Regions from separate parts of the Mus musculus genome. Here regions 1 and 3 are each linked to region 2. A link is a loop called in an ENCODE intact Hi-C map of the cell type or tissue named here. Cell type or tissue: heart. All regions are shown on one strand. Links, peaks and the distances in the headings refer to the core of each region. The heading gives the core; the rest is flanking DNA.

What was found. Peaks named below come from ENCODE experiments on the same cell type or tissue, not always from the same donor. Only the 100,000 strongest peaks of a DNase experiment are listed, where the experiment ranks them.
Region 1: it touches region 2 in a loop (2.5-fold over the local background); 5 of 42 quality-filtered maps call a loop at or near these places.
Region 3: a loop joins it to region 2, with 4 times the contacts of the local background. A loop is called at or near these places in 16 of 42 quality-filtered maps.

What each region holds. Positions count from the first base shown.
Region 1 is chr2:25,929,045-25,934,833 of GRCm38, forward strand. It overlaps Camsap1 (calmodulin regulated spectrin-associated protein 1), which reads right to left. Exons shown (of 18, transcript NM_001372499.1): 16 at 5,176-5,291; 17 at 4,547-4,665; 18 at 1-984. The coding sequence ends at 682. Among named protein-coding and RNA genes, the nearest start is that of Camsap1, 51 kb to the right of the region's middle. In heart, for the core only: a CTCF peak has its summit at 2,641 (motif pointing left); no DNase peak of the experiment used is centred there.
Region 2 is chr2:26,139,114-26,144,902 of GRCm38, forward strand. It overlaps Tmem250-ps (transmembrane protein 250, pseudogene), which reads right to left and starts at 1,393. Exons shown (of 2, transcript NM_001256521.1): 1 at 1,026-1,393. In heart, for the core only: a CTCF peak has its summit at 3,050 (motif pointing left); DNase peaks (open chromatin) are centred at 1,418, 2,888, 3,348 and 4,658; H3K4me3 peaks cover 1,686 bases; H3K27ac peaks cover 1,868 bases.
Region 3 is chr2:25,839,458-25,845,246 of GRCm38, forward strand. It overlaps Sohlh1 (spermatogenesis and oogenesis specific basic helix-loop-helix 1), which reads right to left. Exons shown (of 8, transcript NM_001001714.1): 6 at 5,029-5,215; 7 at 4,467-4,543; 8 at 3,538-3,902. The coding sequence ends at 3,700. Among named protein-coding and RNA genes, the nearest start is that of Sohlh1, 4.9 kb to the right of the region's middle. In heart, for the core only: no CTCF peak of the experiment used is centred there; no DNase peak of the experiment used is centred there; H3K27me3 peaks cover 790 bases.

The DNA.
Region 1 (5,789 bases), core at 280-5,279, 210 kb before region 2:
CTGTGTGGCAGAAATACTCACTCCACATATGTAAACGTCATTTTAGCAGAAGACAAACTTTACCGATTTCAGTGCTTTTAGTGAACTGACATTTTCAGTAAACTTTTTCTGAGCAGCAAGGAACAGGTTTTTTTTTTTCTTTTCTTTTTTTCAGAATCTTAGAACTGGATATAAAGGTTGGCAGTAGACACAGTCAATAAATATTATACAATTTCTAAAATGAAAAAGATTTCCCATACGAACTCCTTTTATGAAGACATTCAAACACCCTGACCCGAATGAGCCTTGGCCCTATAATCACGCACGATTACAGCTGGCCAACATGGGGCATCAGGCAATGTGCACAGGGGTGAAGGGAGGCCAGAGAGCAGATCACATTTAACTTATTCTGAAGAACTTCAAGTGAGGGGCCCACAGGCCAGGATCTCACTCCATGGTGTCCCTTATTCTGAGGATCTCAGTGGTCAGCAGGGCCACAGCAGCCATGCCCATGAAAGCACAGGACTCACTCCTGCATATGTCATGCCCAGCATCCATGTGTGCAGGGGAGAGAGCATCTTCTCTGTTCTCTAGGAACCGCTGTAGAAAACTGTCCATGGCTCATCAACTTCGTACCAAGTAGATGAAAATAATAAATAGGGATCCCGTCAGCACAACCTCTCAGAGTCCTGGTTGCCATGGTCACTTACGAGTCTGGGTCTTCTTTGGCACCGTGGGCCGCTTGGGCTGCCACAAGTGGTTATGGATCGTGAGTGCATCCACGCTGACTGACATGGTCTTGGCTGGGATCAGGTTAAACTGCTTTCGGTCTGAGCTGTATTTATATAGTTTGTCAATCATCTTCTTGGTGATGCTTTTTGGCCCCGTGCCAGTGAGTTTGTAGATTTCTTCAGTGTCGGGTTGGTAGCAGTAAAGTGCCCTGAACTGGCAGCCCGCATCTCGGAACAGAATAATATAGTGGTTGGCATCACACTTCTCCAGCTCCTGGGGAGTAGGAAGAGATGGAAAACACTGAATGTCACTCTTACACCCTAGATTCCCATTGTTGTCCAATGGGTAGGTATTGTTCCAAGGCAGTAAGGGTCCAATAAACATCCTCTTTTAAGACAGACAAAACAGGTTCAGCACAGCCTCCCCACTCAAAAAAGCTATGGCTGGCCAATGAGATTTTACTAAAGACTCTGAGCAAGCAAGGAAAAATGCTGCTGAGACAAACTGAGGAATCATATAAAAAGATGCTTCACAGCTCCATGCTGTGGAGAAACGTAAATCAAAACCAAGTGAGCACCAGTTCACAATGAATGCTAAAATAAAGAAGACTATGAGGGCAGATATGAAATGATGTAGTCAGCTGCTCTCCACAGTGGACGTGGAGTCTGTTCTCAAGGAAACTGCGAAAACTGTCTGCGGCTCATCACACTGTACCAAATGACATCCTGTGACCACACTCTCTCCAAGTCCTGACTACCATGGCCACTTACATGTCTGAGTCTTCCTTCTATATGCAAAGTCAAGAATAAGGACATCCAAGGAGACAGACCGCATGTAGACCAGTGACTGAACTAAATACACAGAAACCTACTGAGTGATGGCTTTCAAAGGGTAGCATTTGTGAACTAAAGTCTAGATTTTACCCCTCCCCCTCCAGCCAAGACAGGGTTCTCTGTGTAGCCCTGGCTGTCTTAGAACTCACTCTGTAGACCAGGTGGGCCTTAAACCCAGAGATCTCCCTGCCTCTGCTTCCTGAGTGCTGGGACCAATGGCATGTGCCACCACATCCCACTCTAATAAAGCTATTACCAAGAAAGAACCTGCAGCCAACAACCTATTGACGTTGCTACCAGGCTTTGCTATGCAGTGTGTGAGAATACAGTCCTACATTGTGCACTCCTCCACATAAACTCTCGGTATCAGCAGTTCCTGAGTATGGTGGGGGCTCCTGAACTTTCCTGGCATCAGACTGCAGTGTTATAATCTCAGCCTACCATCTCCAGTGAGTGCAAAAGAGACTCTGAGGCCACCCAAAAAGCAGGGTGTGCCAGACCAAAAGGAGGTCCCAGTTCTCGCCCATAAAGCCGAAAATTTAAGAGTTATAAAAATATAAAACAATGGCTTATCTTTGCTTCAGAAGAGACAATTTCCAAAACATTTGATTTTGCCAGTGTAATGTAATGGGCTTATTATTGTCTATCCTTTGTAGTATGTACATGTGTATGATGGAAAGGGTACACGTGTGTAGGTCAGAGGACAACTTTTTAAACTGGTTCTCCCCTTTCAGCTACGCATGTGTTCCGAGGATCAAACTCATGCTGTCAGTATTTGCTGAGCCACCTCACTGACCCAGAATGTTTTGCCTACATGTTTGTCTGTGTACCACATGAAAGCCAGAAGAGGGCAGTGGTGCCCCTAGTATTAGAGTTACAGACGGTGGTGACCTGCCAGGTGGGCCTAAGAGTCAAACCCCAGCTTCTAGAAGTGCAGCCAGTGCTCTTAACCATTGAGATCTCTCTCCAGCCACTATCAACCTACAAATGTAAAAAATTAAATAGAAAAAGAAAACTAAGTCTGTATACAATACTGACCTAACCTATATGAACGGTGTTTAAACATGGCTGAATGAGCTCTGGTCAGGAAGAAGAGCGCCACCTGCAGGCATGGCAGCTGTTGTGTATCAGGGTCCCTCACCCATTTCCTGGAGTGTGGCTCTGTAAGGAAGCTGGTACTTAACTTCCTGGGTGTCCAAATCAATGGCTGACAGGAAGGCTCCTTGTACTGAGCTGGCTGACCATCACATTAACTCTGCCTTCCCTTTAGAGTTTGGAATTAAGTTTTACATGGCTGACTAGGTACCATGTGAAAGAATACAGTTGAGTTAAAAAATAAGAAACACACACACACACACACACACACACACACACACACACACAGGGGCTGGAGAGAAGGTTCAGCACTTAAAAGCACTTCCTGCTCTTTCAGAGGATGGAGTTCAACTCCTGGCACCTCATGGTAGCTCACGACCATCTGTAATTCCAGTTCTAGAGGATCCAACACCTTCTTCTGGTCACACGGTGCCCAGACATACAAACAGGCAAAATATCCATAACATATAAAATAAAAATAAATATTTTTAAAAGAAATAAAACAAAACAAAACAACAACAATAATAATAATAATAATATAAAGGATGTATAGCAAAGTCTTATGGAAACCCACTAATTTCTAACTTTATTAAAATATAAAAAATTTTAAGAGGAATTTTAAAGGAGTGGAGATGCCCTGCAAAGTTCCTCCCAGGAAACCCTGTGTTATTAAAACAACAGACCTCAGTGTCAAGCATGGAATAGTTCCTTACAAGGAGGCCAAAGGCCCCCAAACATAGATAGAATCCTGCCATTGTCCTTGGCTGCATACTCTCACTAGACGGTAAGACCCTACTGCTGAAGATGCAGCATATTATGCTGGCTGCAGTCCTCCCTAGGCCACTGCACAGGGCTCACCAATACACACACTCTAAGCATTCACTGTGCGGATGTGGCCTCCCTCCCAGCACACATACTCACAGTTCCCAATTGTGAAGAGCATGTCAAACCCTAACTTTGACCCTCACTTTCTAACTGTCTCCAGACTCTTGAACTTGAAAGGCTACTAACATCTCTCATCTTTTCTTGTTCTCTCTCTCTCTCTTTTTTTGAGAGTCTTATACTATAGTCCAAGCTAGCTTCAATCTCATAGGAATCCTCCTGCCTCAGTCTCTTAAATGCTGACATTATAGGCATGAGCAGACACAAAGCAGCAAACCAGCAGACACAAACAGCCTCAAGGAAGTGACAACTGACACAGGAAAGACGAGTAGTTTTCCACCTGACCCAACTTTTCAGTTCTTGGTGACTCAGGTGCCCAAAGTGCCTCCAAGGCCCACCCTTCTAACTTCTGCCTTCAGCCATGGGCACTCACTAGCAGGACAGCAGAGTCACCTGCCTCTTTTCTGTCTCAAGTGCACTGCCATTTAAAAATATCTACTCTACTCTGGGGACAAAGTGGGTTGCTGGGTGGCACGGTACTTGTCTACTATATATGCATTAGGCTCTGTGTTCCACTGTCAGCACCAGAAAATAAAAACAGAAACAAGTCACATCTATAGCCACAGAAACAGTCTCCTCTCCCCCCAGGAATGTGGCCCACTGGACCAGGTCCTGGCCCTCGCATGGCCAGCACGCCATACCTACCATGAACGGCTGAAGAGGATACCTCTTATCTTCTATGTCTAGCTCTGAACCAAATGAAACCATTAACTGAATTAGTAATCCACCTTTCTGACAAAATCCTGTTCTTCTATGGGGTCTCCCATAACCCTACAGAGAATTCTGTGTTCATGCTTCAGGACACACACCCCTCTACTTGATAATTAGGAGAAAAAGACTCCATGGCTATTCAGTAACAGGGTAGCTTAAAATAACAGAAGAGAACATACCTCTGGCATTAACAGCAAAGGCTAACAGAATTTATTTTTATTCTATGTATAACCACCATAAAATTTGACACTTGCCTCCAATATTGAATTCTTGTGAGGCTCATTCACTTTTCCAGCCAGACAGCAGTGGGAGATGGCATTGTGAATAATTGGTTTGTTTGATTTGCTACTGGGCTCCTTAAAGAGTTTAGGACCTAAGAAAACCAGATCAAAAATTGCAAAATTATTAACAACAAGCCACAAATACACACAAAAGAGCAACACTTTTCTCAGAAACAAAATACAATTATGCATTTCTGAAAACAGACCATAAAGACCTCTTCTAATCTACTCAGAAGAATTTAAAAAAAAAAAAATTAAAGTACTTGTTGCTACTTTCTGACCTGAGTCTCTTTACTATACAAATTACAAACCCAGAAACCGGAAAGTGACCAGGATGTATGATCCTGCTTTATCTCTGCTCTCAAAAGAGTAAGGAGTTATTATTGCCCACGGGACAAATAGAGATAAGATCAGGGTCTCTGCTGTGTCCCTGCTGTGGACAGCCAGCAGTTAGAGATAGCTCTGACACTGAGTATATATTGAATTAAAAAAAAATAAAACAAAACATTTTAGGCCAAAATAAAGATATATTTTAAAGAGTGCTATCTATACCCAAGTGCCTCTGTGGGCAATATACCCTAAAGATGTTGTGTGGCTGTTACCTGTGTACTCAGCCACAGAGGCCAAAGAGGAAGCTGCTGATGCAGTCTCCCAGTCTCGGTCTGTGCTCCGACTGGGGTTGCGGCTCAGGATAGGTAAAGCTTCCAGTGATTCAACTCTGCAGGCAGAAAAAGACAGGGTGCTCAAGCTGCAGTTCTCCTACTTCTCCATGACAACCATACATTCAGGGCAAGATGCATGCCCACAGCTGCAACAGGCAGGGCCTTTATGTGAAGGTAGAAGATTTGGTGAGCCTTTGTCAACCACTGCCAGAGGGTGTCACCATGAGTGCAGGGAATGACTGACGCTGGCTCAGGTACAGAGGACCAAGTACAGGAGACTAACATCCACCAAGCAAGGGATGAGACCTAGGGAAGGAGGGGCTGAAATGGGGCTAATCTAAAAACCTATGCATGCCTCAGCTACTCTCTGACTCCTAGCAGGTTGGGGCTGTACATGCAGGGATGCTGGATCATGAACAGTAACTACCAAGGCCAAAGCCTGTGAAAACTGTGTAGAAGGTCACTCTCTCGGTGAACTGTCAGGGATGGAGTAGAATCTAGCTAGACAACCAACTCCCAAAACAAAACTAAAAGAAGCACCATTCAAGGCTGCC
Region 2 (5,789 bases), core at 606-5,605:
GTCCCTAGGACTGCCAGGGATAAAACGGGGACAGTAGTGCTCTAGCTAAGCTCACTCTTTAGTTTCTTGAAGACCCACACACCCGGCTACTGGTTGCCCAGTACTCCCCATTACTTCCATAGTGACTTATAACAGTCCCCTTCAAGGACACTCCATGCAGAGTCACAAGAGGACTGGGATGAAGGGGGTGTCCACATAGCAAGCCCCTAAGGTTACTTGCTGGGCCTGAACTTTGGCATTATTTTGGCAGGTTACCATCTCACCTCCCACTGATCTTGCTCCGTAAATTGAGGCACCAAGACCTCTTCCCTGGGGCTGCCTGTACACAACAAAAGCATTACTGGCTTATCTAGGCTGGACATAGTGTCAGAGTTCTCCAAACTGGGACACAGAGAGGAGAAATGGCGTGTGGTTCCTTGTTTCACCAAGCAATTGTCATTCGCAGCAGCCTATGTTAATTTGCATATGGGGGAAAAAAAACACTAAATTTCAAACTATGGGACACTAGAGACCAAAAGTTGGTAACAGGACAGGGCAACATCGCCAACAGGCTTTTGCGACTTCCACTCCAACGGCTTCTGTCACCGCCGTAGGTCCTGAGCAAATGGCCGCCAGCGCAGCTGCGGCCGAGGCGCAGTGGGAGGAAACCTGTCCCGAGCCGGGGAGGCTTAGCTATGTTTTACCCAGCTAGACAGGGCAATGGCCTCATTCAGGCGTGTCACTGGACACCGCACAGGAGGGGGATGCGGTCTGCAGCAGGTGTACTCGGGTGGAGGTGCATGCCATGGCGCGGCCCGGCGCGGGGCACGCGTCTCTGAGCACGGGACCCTAGAGCAGGACATCCAGCTCTCCAAGGCCCGCTAACTCGGCGCGTGGAGATACGACCCTCACTAGCCATAGGCTACGCGCGACCCCGGCCCTCAGCCCGCGTTTTCTGCGGGCGCCACTTCCGGTGTCGGGGCGCCGTTGCCGTGGAGACGGCCCTTAGGTCCGTGGCCGGTCCCCGCCCGTCCTCGGCGGCTCACCCGGTGCCCTCTCCGTGGCGGTGCCGGTGTCCGGAACCATGCGGCGGGCCGACGGTGCTGGGGACCGGGCCTGCGGCTGAGCTTGTGCCCCGGGGGTGCGACGCCAAGGCGGGCACATGCCGCCGAGGACGGGGTCGCTTCGCGCGGCCCTTCAGTTGCCCCCGGCTGGCTCTGGCCCGGAGGGGAGGGCGCTCCCGGGCCGGGCCCGAGGCGTTTGTCCCAGCGTGGGAGCCGTAGTGTTGTCCCTCGGCGGCCACCGTAGCACGGTCTTCACGCCCCCTCCGCCCGCGACGACACGGTGAAGCCTCGCAGCGCCCACCGCGGGCCCGCGCGGAGCATCCAGGAATTCCTCATTATCCGAGGACGCGCACTAGCGTGCGCGCGCCGTGAGCCGACCGTGACGTCATTGGCCCGCGGCCTCAGCCGGAGCGTGAGTTTAGCTCTCCCGCGCAGGCGCAGATGGGAGAACTAAGGGCGAGGAGGCTGGTCCTCTCCGTGTCAGTGCGCGTGCGCGAGTGTGGGAGGGGCTTTCTCGCTGTGGTGTGAGCTTGTCTCCTTTCTGGTGGTGCGGTGGAGTTTTTCCTGTGTCCCAACGCGCGCCGCTGGCACCCAGAGAGCAGTGACGGTTGCAGATGAAGCGATCTCGTGCTTTAGGGGTACTCGCTGTAGAGCACAAGGATCCTGGAAGCGCCAAAAGAAAGAGTTAAGCTGGTGTGTCACCGGTCTAAATGACCTTGCCAGGTTCCTGCAAGCAGGTGTGGTAGGTTTCAGTTAAAAGTTGATGTGTGCGTTTGTTGCTAGGATGTGGAGAGAAGGTTGGGTCAGGCCATCATCCCATGACGGACCGGAAAGTAGCCTTACAGGGTTATCCTACATTGACCCTCCTGCTTACCCAGGCGTCAAATGCAGGCTCCCAGGGAAGAGAAACAGACCCTTTGCAGGAAAGGGGAACCTAGGGCTGGCTGCAAGGCACCTTTGCACTTCACAGGGAACACTTGGAGGCCCCAGCCCACGCAAGACCAAGAGCAGCTACAGGCAGTGGCATGTGCACATCCTGCCAGTACAGCCCACAAATGAATGAATAGATGTAAAAATAAGTGAATGTGCCATATGTCATTATACTCTCTTTTAATCACAGCACTCCAGAGGCAGGCGGATCTCTGTAAGTTCTATGCCAGCCAGGTCTTCTTGGTGAGAGTATGTCAAACACATCTTGGGTCAGTGAGATGGCTTGTGGGTAAAGGCACTTGCCACCAAATTAACAATCCTTGGTACCCACATAACAAAGGTGAAAATTGATGCCCTCCTGTTGCCCTCTGACTTACACACACACACACACACACACACACACACACACACACCATGCACACAGAAGTAATGCTTACAATAAGTCTAAGTCAACTGGAGCCCCTGGACTATGTGACCCTGTCTCGAAACAATAAGAAGCATTTCCTCCCCTGGCCTGAGTTTCTGTCACCCTGGAGTGATGATCTTCTGTTTTCTTGATCGTCCCCTCCTTTAGCTCCCCCCTTGGTTCTGTCCCTACTAGAGATGTCCAGTTTCTCTACTTTTTCTGTCCCTCTGTCCCTTTCCACTTGTTCAGCCCTGTTGCTCCTGTAAGAGCCCTCAGAGTCCTCTACACCTCTGACTTTGAGGCTCTCTCCCTCTGAGGTTGGGCAGGTAGCTGCTGCTGACAGCTCTTGGCCTCTAATGTTGGACCACTGGACGGAGACTGAAAGCACCCTGAACGTCTCACTAAAGGATGCTTCTTGTGACCTCTACTCTCTTGCTTTCTGCTAGTTCTTGGAAGTGTTGGGTACCACCACCCACGAACTGATTCCAGAATGATCCAGACCACAGCAGGGTCATCCCCAAGGATAGGATCCAATCTCAGTTGTTCTGTTTGCTATAGGACAGTCCCGCCATAGAAAGTCTACCTGAAGTCTGTCTGTCAGCTTCCACCCTGCTATCTGCTCTGGGCTTCTCAGTGGGCAAGCACTGGACAGTGGCCTGGCGCCACCTGCTGGGACTGTGCACGGCATGTCCCAGACTTTTTTTAAATTTTTATTTTATTTTATTTTATTTATTTATTTTGGTTTTTCAAGACAGGGTTTCTCTGTGTAGCCTTGGCTGTCCTGGAACTCACTTTGTAGACCAGGCTGGCCTTGAACTCAGAAATCTGCCTGCCTCTGCCTCCCGAGTGCTGGGACCACCACACCTGGCCCCAGACTCTTAAAGACCTACAGAAATGAGAGGAAGGTATAGTCCAAACCCAGGCACGGGGCCCATGGGACTGAGGCCATCTCATTTGTGTCTGTGGCTGCCTTGGTGCCATCTTTACAGAACAGTCAGAGCCGGGTAGCATCAGGACCCAGTGGCCTTCGTGCTGTCCGCACTGCCTGAGAGTGGGTGCAACCCTCACTTGAAATGATGCTTTCCTGCCAGGCAGTGGTGGCGCACGCCTTTAATTCCAGCACTTGGGAGGCAGAGGCAGGCGGATTTCTGAGTTCGAGGCCAGCCTGGGCTACACACAAAGAAAGAAAGAAAGAAAGAAAGAAAGAAAGAAAGAAAGAAAGAAAGAAAGGAAGGAAGGAAGGAAGGAAGGAAGGAAGGCTGTTTTCTTCACTTTGAGCTTCTCTCCTCTGTGCTGAGTGAGGAAACAGGCCATTTGAATCCATATAAAGCACTTCAAGGACACCAGCTCAGCCTCCCTTTCACTGACAAGGTGAGAGATTTTTCTTAAGTTTACTTGCTATGTGGCATGTGGTCCTTCCACATCATCTTCACCTCAGATGCCAGCTCTTGCACCATGCTGTATGTAGCAGGTGTCACTTGTCAACTCTGCACACTCTAGCCACTGTTTGCTGGAGGCTTAGTCCTTCCTGGTCCTTGGTGACTGAATTTCAACCTGAGACAGTGATAGTTCTTGATAAAATCCCCTGGTCTCTTGTATCCCTGACACAATTACTTCTTTACCCCAGGATTCCAAGATGGGTGCCCTTCTTGGGCTGTCGTCATGGTAGAAATGACAGATGTTTGCCAGGAGGTGGTGGTGCACACCTTTAATCTCAGCACTCTGGAGGCAGGGGCAGGTGGATCTTGGAGTTCGAGGCTAGCCTGGTCTACAGGATGAGTTCTAGGATAGCCAGAGTTACATAAACACTGTCTTGAAACAACAAAAACAACAACAACAACAAAAAGAAATGGTGCTGAGTAGGCTGCCTGCTCTGTGTCCCAGCCACCGCTTCCAGCTAGGATTAAAGACTCAGCCTCCCTGGTCTCAGTCCCCTTGTCTGTAAAGTGAGGAAGCAGTGCATAGGCCCTCACAGAAAGTTGTGGACCTAGCTTTGTTGGTCCAGTAAAGCTGGCAGAAGATGGCCTGGCCCACAGCAAGGCACTTCTCTTCCTGCTGCTCCAGAAGCAGCATTCAGGTAGCCCTGTATGGTCCCTTCTGTGAGGACAACACTTCATATTGCCCAGAGCTCACTGAGTGACTTAGGAGGCCAGGTCACAGAGCTCACTGTGGTACCCTCCCTGCCCTCACGGACTTCTCCCAGGAACTGGAGGGATGGCATAACAGCTGACAGTTGCCACCTTGAGCCCTGTAGGGAGAAACTGAAGGCCTCTGGCCAGCAGCCAATGCCAGCTTGCTGTCTGCAGTGAGATGATGACCCAGAAACACTGCCAACCTGAAAACACTGCAAGTCCCTTCACCAGCAGACAGCTCAAGCATCCTTTCTGCAACCTGCAGAAGTTCCTGGCTTGTAGAACCGAGAGGGAGAGAAGACCCTTGAGTTGAATTATGTTCTGCACACCTGTATGTTGACGTCCTAACCCTAAGGGTGTCAGCATGTAACTATTCGGAGACTTGAGGCCTTGAAAGAGGTCAGTACTGTAAAGTGGAGTCTCTATGGTGATAGGTCCTAATCCAAGATGACTGGAGATCATGATACAGACAAACATGCAGAGGAACACACACATGCATGTGTGCACACACAGGAGGGATGCCCAGATGCCGTGAAGGCTGGGATGGGAGGCAATGGATACCTGTTGGGTAAACTGCCTCTCTCTAGGCGTTTGTTACAGCAGGAGGTGTAGATTAGTCCATTCCCCACCCCTCCTCCTCTTTTTTATTTATTTTTTATTTTGGTGGTGCTAAGGGTTCAGCCAGGATTAAGCATACTAGGCTATGTTGTATTTCAGTGAAGTCCACCACTTTCCATGTGATGTCACTGACCTCAGGCAAGGATCGTCCTGAGCTTATAGGCCACACAGGCCAATACAGTCCACAAGACACACAGGCCACCCTTGTTTCCCCGGGTTAAGGGAGGGCATGTGGTCCCAACACCCTCTGTCCCTCATCATTCAAAGTCCTCCCACACTGTCTGAGCCACTGCCCTGTGCCTTAGTCATCCTGTGAGTTATTGCTTCTGCCTGCCCAGAGTCTTAAGTGAGAGGCTTCTGGGCTGCCTCTGCTTTCTGCTCCGCTCTGGTGTAAACATGCACGGGACAAGCTCATTCCTGTCTGTGGCTGTTTGGTGCCATTCTAACAGCATTCAGGGCTGGGGAGCTGTGTCAGGAACCCAGTGGCCCTCTTGCTGTCTGCACCATCTGAGAGCAGACGCAGTCGTCCTTTGAAACAAGTGTCTTTCTCACTTTGAGCTTCTCTCTTCTGTGATTTGAGTGAGGAAATGGGCCACATTAATCATTTAAAAAATTTTTTTGATTTATTTATTTATTATATGTAAGTACACTGTAGCTGTC
Region 3 (5,789 bases), core at 280-5,279, 300 kb before region 2:
GCAACAGGCAGGGATGTGGAGGGCCCAGCTCATGAAGGTCAAAGCTTCAAAAGAGGCCCACCCACAAACTTCCTGATGGTTGGACACATCACCTAACTGCCACATCTATGAAAACCAGAAAGAATCCAGAGAGCTACCACCCTGGAAGCCACACTGCAGCCAGGAGTGTCATTCCCTGAGACTCTGTGACTGCTAACCTCTGGAGGACCTCCTTCAGGCAGGAATGTCACCTGAGAAGCGCTGTGAGTGCCACAGCCCCTAGACCATTCTTCAAGCAACCCCAGGGTCACATCTGGCTGGCTGAAAGTCATGGGAGGACCTGCAGAGCATGGGGACCACTAGGTAAGGACACTGAGGATGACCCCCTGAAGGCAGGGACAACTGGCACCCTGGAACCAGGATGCAGCAATTACATTTCTCCATCTGCAGTTTCAGATGCCTGCATCCCAATATGACAGCCAAGAGAAGGGAGGACATGGAAGTATAGTCCAGAATGCACACATGCACACGCACATGCATATATCCATGTGTGCCTGTGAGACATGCACATGCTTGTACACACACCCCTCCATGCACATGTCCCACAATGTACACACGTCTCTACAACCTCACTCCTCTGCCAAAGGACACATTCAGAGCTTCCAGAATTCAGACGTCTGTTCCTGTGTGGCTCTCCCAGTTGTATCAGGAGCATAGGCAACCCTGCTCTTTCCCATCCCTCCTTTCTGAGATCCAGATATGAATTTAGCACGAATGCACAAAGGGAACGTGGGCTTCATGAAAGCAGAACTGTATAGTTTCACAGAACTGTGTGAAGTTGCTGGAGAGGTTTAGAGTGGAATGAGGCACACTTCTAACTGCCAGAAATCCCCTTCCCACAACCATCCTTGAAGCCCATGCCTACAAAGAACCCACAGAAGGAACCCAATACTCTTGAGTGCATCACATGGCTCAGCTTCCCCTACAAAGCATGCAGGCTATCTTCAAACCCAAGTTGAGGCCCATGGACAGAGAAGTCCTAGCCCCTCCCCAAGCCTCTGTCATCATTGCTGGGCTGAAGTCACATACATAGGCACTGCTGCTCAAATTCATTGGGGATTCCAAAGGAATCCAGCAGTCTGAAAGTTCCCAGAGAGTGCCTCACTTGGGGTCTAAAGGGTGATCATGAACAGTGCCTCTGGATGATTCCTGGACCCCCCGAAAACTATGATGCTAGTGAGGCCCCCTCCCACCTCACTGGGATTCCCACCCCGAGACACCACTCTGAGAAACCCCACAGAGAAGGCAGCACTGCGATGTGCCCTCCATGCCACCAGACTGCATGTCCCCAAGCTTTGGGGGTACGGTAGTTGCAGAGCATTGGGAGATAATAGTGGCAGGGATGAAATGTGGCCATTAACACCCCAGAACCCGGCTTTCAGGCAGGTGGGACCTTTCCCCCAAGCAGCTAAACGTGCAGAGTGGCCATCGTGCAGAGGGAGGGGCTGATTCTCAGGGGGTGTGGCCAGGTCCACACTCTGGGGCCTGGGAGGAGCCAAGTGAGAGATTCTAGGGTTCTGCAGGAGGAAATGGATGATGGAGTAGTGTTGGAGCAGACCACCCAGGCTGAGGCCCACAACCATCAGCAAGAGTATCTGAGATACTCATAGTCTCCTAAACCCAGCTAGACAGTATCTATGGCAACCTCTGTCATCCAGACTAATAGTTTGGGGGGGAGGGGGAGGTCAAAGTATGGCCACACAAGGAACCACATCCATACCTACAGAGCCTAACAGGAGTGGACACCATGGCCACACATCTGAGCCAGGCAGCCCTTCCTACGCCATGAGGGGTGGGGTCCGAAGTACCCAACTCTCTTGCATTGAAGTACTACTGAGAGAAAGCTGACCTCAATCCCAGGGCTCTGGGGGCTGTGCCCCTGCTGTCCCAAGCCCTGTGGTCTCCCATCACCTGATCAGGCAGGATCTGTGATCTCTTACTTCTGGTCCACAAGCCAGGCTGGGCCTCGGGTTCATTCTTAGCACTGGCTCAGAAAGAAGAAACCACCTGCCTCCTGGCATTCCTGTGTGGGAATTCCTTCCATCCCTGTAGGACCTAAGTCATGACTGTGAACAAGGTAAGTTCCCTGACTCTCAAGTGCCATGGGTGAGGCCACACCTGACCGCAGAGACCCCGAGGATTTAAGGGGTCCAGGGGAGAAAGCAGCCCCAGCGATGGCTGAATACATTCAGCCTATCAGCCTGGAAGGGTAAGACCTGAATCTTCCGTGACCTGCCTCTAGGTGGACAAAACCAGAAGGAGCAGCAAGCCAAGACTAAGGTTGTGAACTGTGAATTGTGGGACATGTCCCAGGCCAGGGGAGCAGTCACACAGCAGGGTAGGTATAGATGTTTGCCTCCAAAGACCTCAATACCTACCCTCCTGTAGCCTATGTGCACACACCCTAACATGCATGCCTGCATACACACAGACACACTGCATACATACCTATATGGGTGCACAAACACACATACATGCCTGCCTGCCTGCCTTAGCATCCACAGTATGCACACACAGACGTGGTAGTCTTCTAGAAGACATGAATCCACGCAGTTGGAATTGATGGATAAGCTCAAACATCGGACAACCAAAGTGAGGCTACGCTTCCTGTGCTCAAGGAATCTGGTGTGAGTTTGGCACACTGGCAGCCAGGAATCTGGAGGCCACCCCCTCCTCTGAACAAGGTCTTCAGCCCTGTAAACCACAAGAGTTGGTGGTGGCGAGGACCTGGGGGATGGGGGTGGACAGCTCTGCTCAGCACCCACCTGGGACCACAGTGTCCAACACTCAGGCCCTCGTGGTCCACCATGTGCTTCTCTCAGCTCCTGGGGTGGTGTGATGATGTCAATGCTCACAATCCCACGCCACCTGCTCCTGAGCTGTCTGCAGTGACTCATGGGAATTAATGGAACATTCCACTGGATGTGGGGGCAGCCTGATGGGAGCTCTGATCACACATTCAAGGTTCTTGATTCAAGGATGAATCAGGCTGGGCTGCTCTGGCCCCAGAACAGGGACTGGGGTGGGGTGGGGTGGGGTGGGGGAAGTCCCAGGTACCCGGAGTGTCTCCAGATGTTGACAGCAGGACAAGCCCTCAGCTTGCCCAGGAGAACAGGAGAAAGACAAATACCAATCGTCAGTCTGCCCATGGCAGCCCAGTGTGGAGGGGTGTGGGCTCGATGCAGAGTGTCCCCAAGAGCCCATGTGCAGCCAAGTACAGGGGTGACTGGCAGTAATAGGGGACCAGACCTTCCCTCAGGACATGCTGAACTGAGGGAGAGGACACTGGGGTCCCCAGAAAGGCTCCACCCAACTCAAACACCTGACCCCAGGAAGGAGGAGGAGGAAAGCACTGGGACAAGGCACAGAAGTAGGTTACTCAGGGATCCTACCAAGCTGAGGACCTCTGCTCAAAGACCCAGGCAGCTGCCTGTGCTCTGAATGGAGTTGGGGCAATGTGCCCAATGAATCGGATTAATTACTCAAAAGCCAGGGAAATTTTGTTTCTGCCAGAAAAACCACTTTCCTCTTTAATACAAACTCCACTCACAGCCCTGCCAGGCTCCCTCAAATTAGGCCTCAGCTGCAAACCAAGCCCAAAATACAACACCCAGGCACAGGACAGCTCCCCAGCAAACTAAACTCTGGGGGACTCAGCTATCAGGGGAAAAAGTCAGGGAAGATGCTGTCCGCTTCATCCTTCAGGGCCAGGCCAGGGCTGCCAAAATCCAAACCCCACAGCTCTCCAGGACCAGCCTGGAGCTCCTGGGAGCAAAGCTCAGGGTCTCCGATGAAGCTTGGCTCTGCCCCATCCACTGGGCTGCTCCTGGCAAGGGCTGGGCCTCCTCTGCCCTCCACCGACCCTGGAAGGAAAAGAAACATCAGTAAGGCAGACATGTACCTCAGACACTGGCCAAAGACTGGCCACAGCATGGTAGGGGTTCCCATGCTGCTAGCACAGTGTCCATTCTAGGTGCCTGTTGCCCCTCTGTGAGAGAATGTGAACCCCATTTCTCTCCTCCCAGGGAGGTAGGATGATGCCAAGTCTGGTGACCTACTCTCATGCCTCAGGAGATGCTGCTCTCCATGCCAGGACCACAGAGGTGTTCACTCAACACCGGATCCTAAAGATTGAGGAGACGCAGAACACCTGACTTGTCCTGGTGCCGACCTAGGAACTTTACTGAGAACACCCAGGACTCACACAGCCATTTGCACATATCATGTGCTCACGTCATTGCATATGGTCAGACGTTACCTCTGTCCCTGTCTGTCATCCTGAACATAGCTAGATGCGGGGAGATGATTTGGGGACCTTGGGTCAGAGAGCAAGCTGAGATCGGATACGGTCTCCTGGTCCTGGCTGGCTGGACACAGGCCCCAGAGCCAGGGCTGGTGTGGGGGAAAGGCAGCCTAGGCTCACTCACCCAACCACCAGTCAGGATTGGTGGTCATCAGAAAGGGTGCTCCATCCACCACATCGGACCCTGCCCCTGTGGTGTACCTGGAGATGAAAAGATCCCCAAGTCGCCACAAGTGCACCTAGACACTAGAAACCAACAGAAACACAGCCCCATCCTGCAAAGGTCCATCAGAGTCCACGGAGGCTGACTCCAACAGGACCAAGTGTAGAAATGGCAGCCGAAGGGCACAGGCCGTAGCCATTGGGCTCTGCTGAACAGAGATCTATGCTGGCTTCTCCAGCCACAGCCTCATCCCTCCCTTTGCCTCCCACATCCCAGCTGGTGTGTGCTCCCCAAACACAAAATTATTTCACCATCAGCCCAAACAAAAGACAATTAGGAGACAAAAATGTTTTAGGAACACATATCAGAAAGCCACATGGTGAGTCTGGCTTGGGCCAGCTGCCTGGGCCTCCTCTCAGTGTGGTGTAGAAGTCAGGACCAGAAGCTTCCAGAAGTGGAGAAAAGCACAGACTAGTGCTAGGCCATAGGCAGGCCAGTGACACACATACTCAGAAGCACCCACCTGGCATCAGGCACAGATGCCAAGACCAAGTTGGCCTCCTCAGCCAGCATGCCGGAAGATTCAGGGTCCCCGGCCAGGGATGCCACCTGGTGTGACCCACCAGGAACAATGTCACTTGCCTCGGGAGTGGCTGGCTGCCATGAGTGAGGGATCCAGGGTGGGAGCCCAGGACCCAAGCTGGAAGACTCTTAACAGGGAGAAGATAGGTTAGCCCACATGGCTTAGGCCAGCTACTGTCCTACAGTGTGTGCATATGAAAGCCAAAGGTACTTGACAACAGGTGACCACGCAGGGCAATGTCCAACTCTGTGTCAGGGCAGGTTCCTGGAAAAGTAGTCTCTAGGCCTTGGATTGCTCACATGGGCTCCAGTCAGGAGTCCCCTCAGCACTGCTCCTATGAGCTTGGTCAAGCTCCTTCCTCCCTCGGACCAGCTGACTATCCCCAGCCCCTGTGTATGCGGCTGCTTAGAACCCCTGCCGGCCAGCTGAGACTTGTAGACACGGCAAATATAAATGATGGGAGACATTAACATCCAAGAAGGGCAAACTGGCATGAGAAGCAGCCCACCTGGTGACTCACTGGTACCTCCTGACCAGGGCTTGGCACTGGAGAACAAGACCCCGTGCACTAGAAAACAGCTAGAAAAGCTGCAGGCCTCACAACTGCCCCGATTTCAGCAGAGGCAGAGGCGAGACAGTCAGCTGTTCTAGACTCTGGACATGGGGGAGGTAGCCCTTTCAGCCACAGCGATGGTCATTTC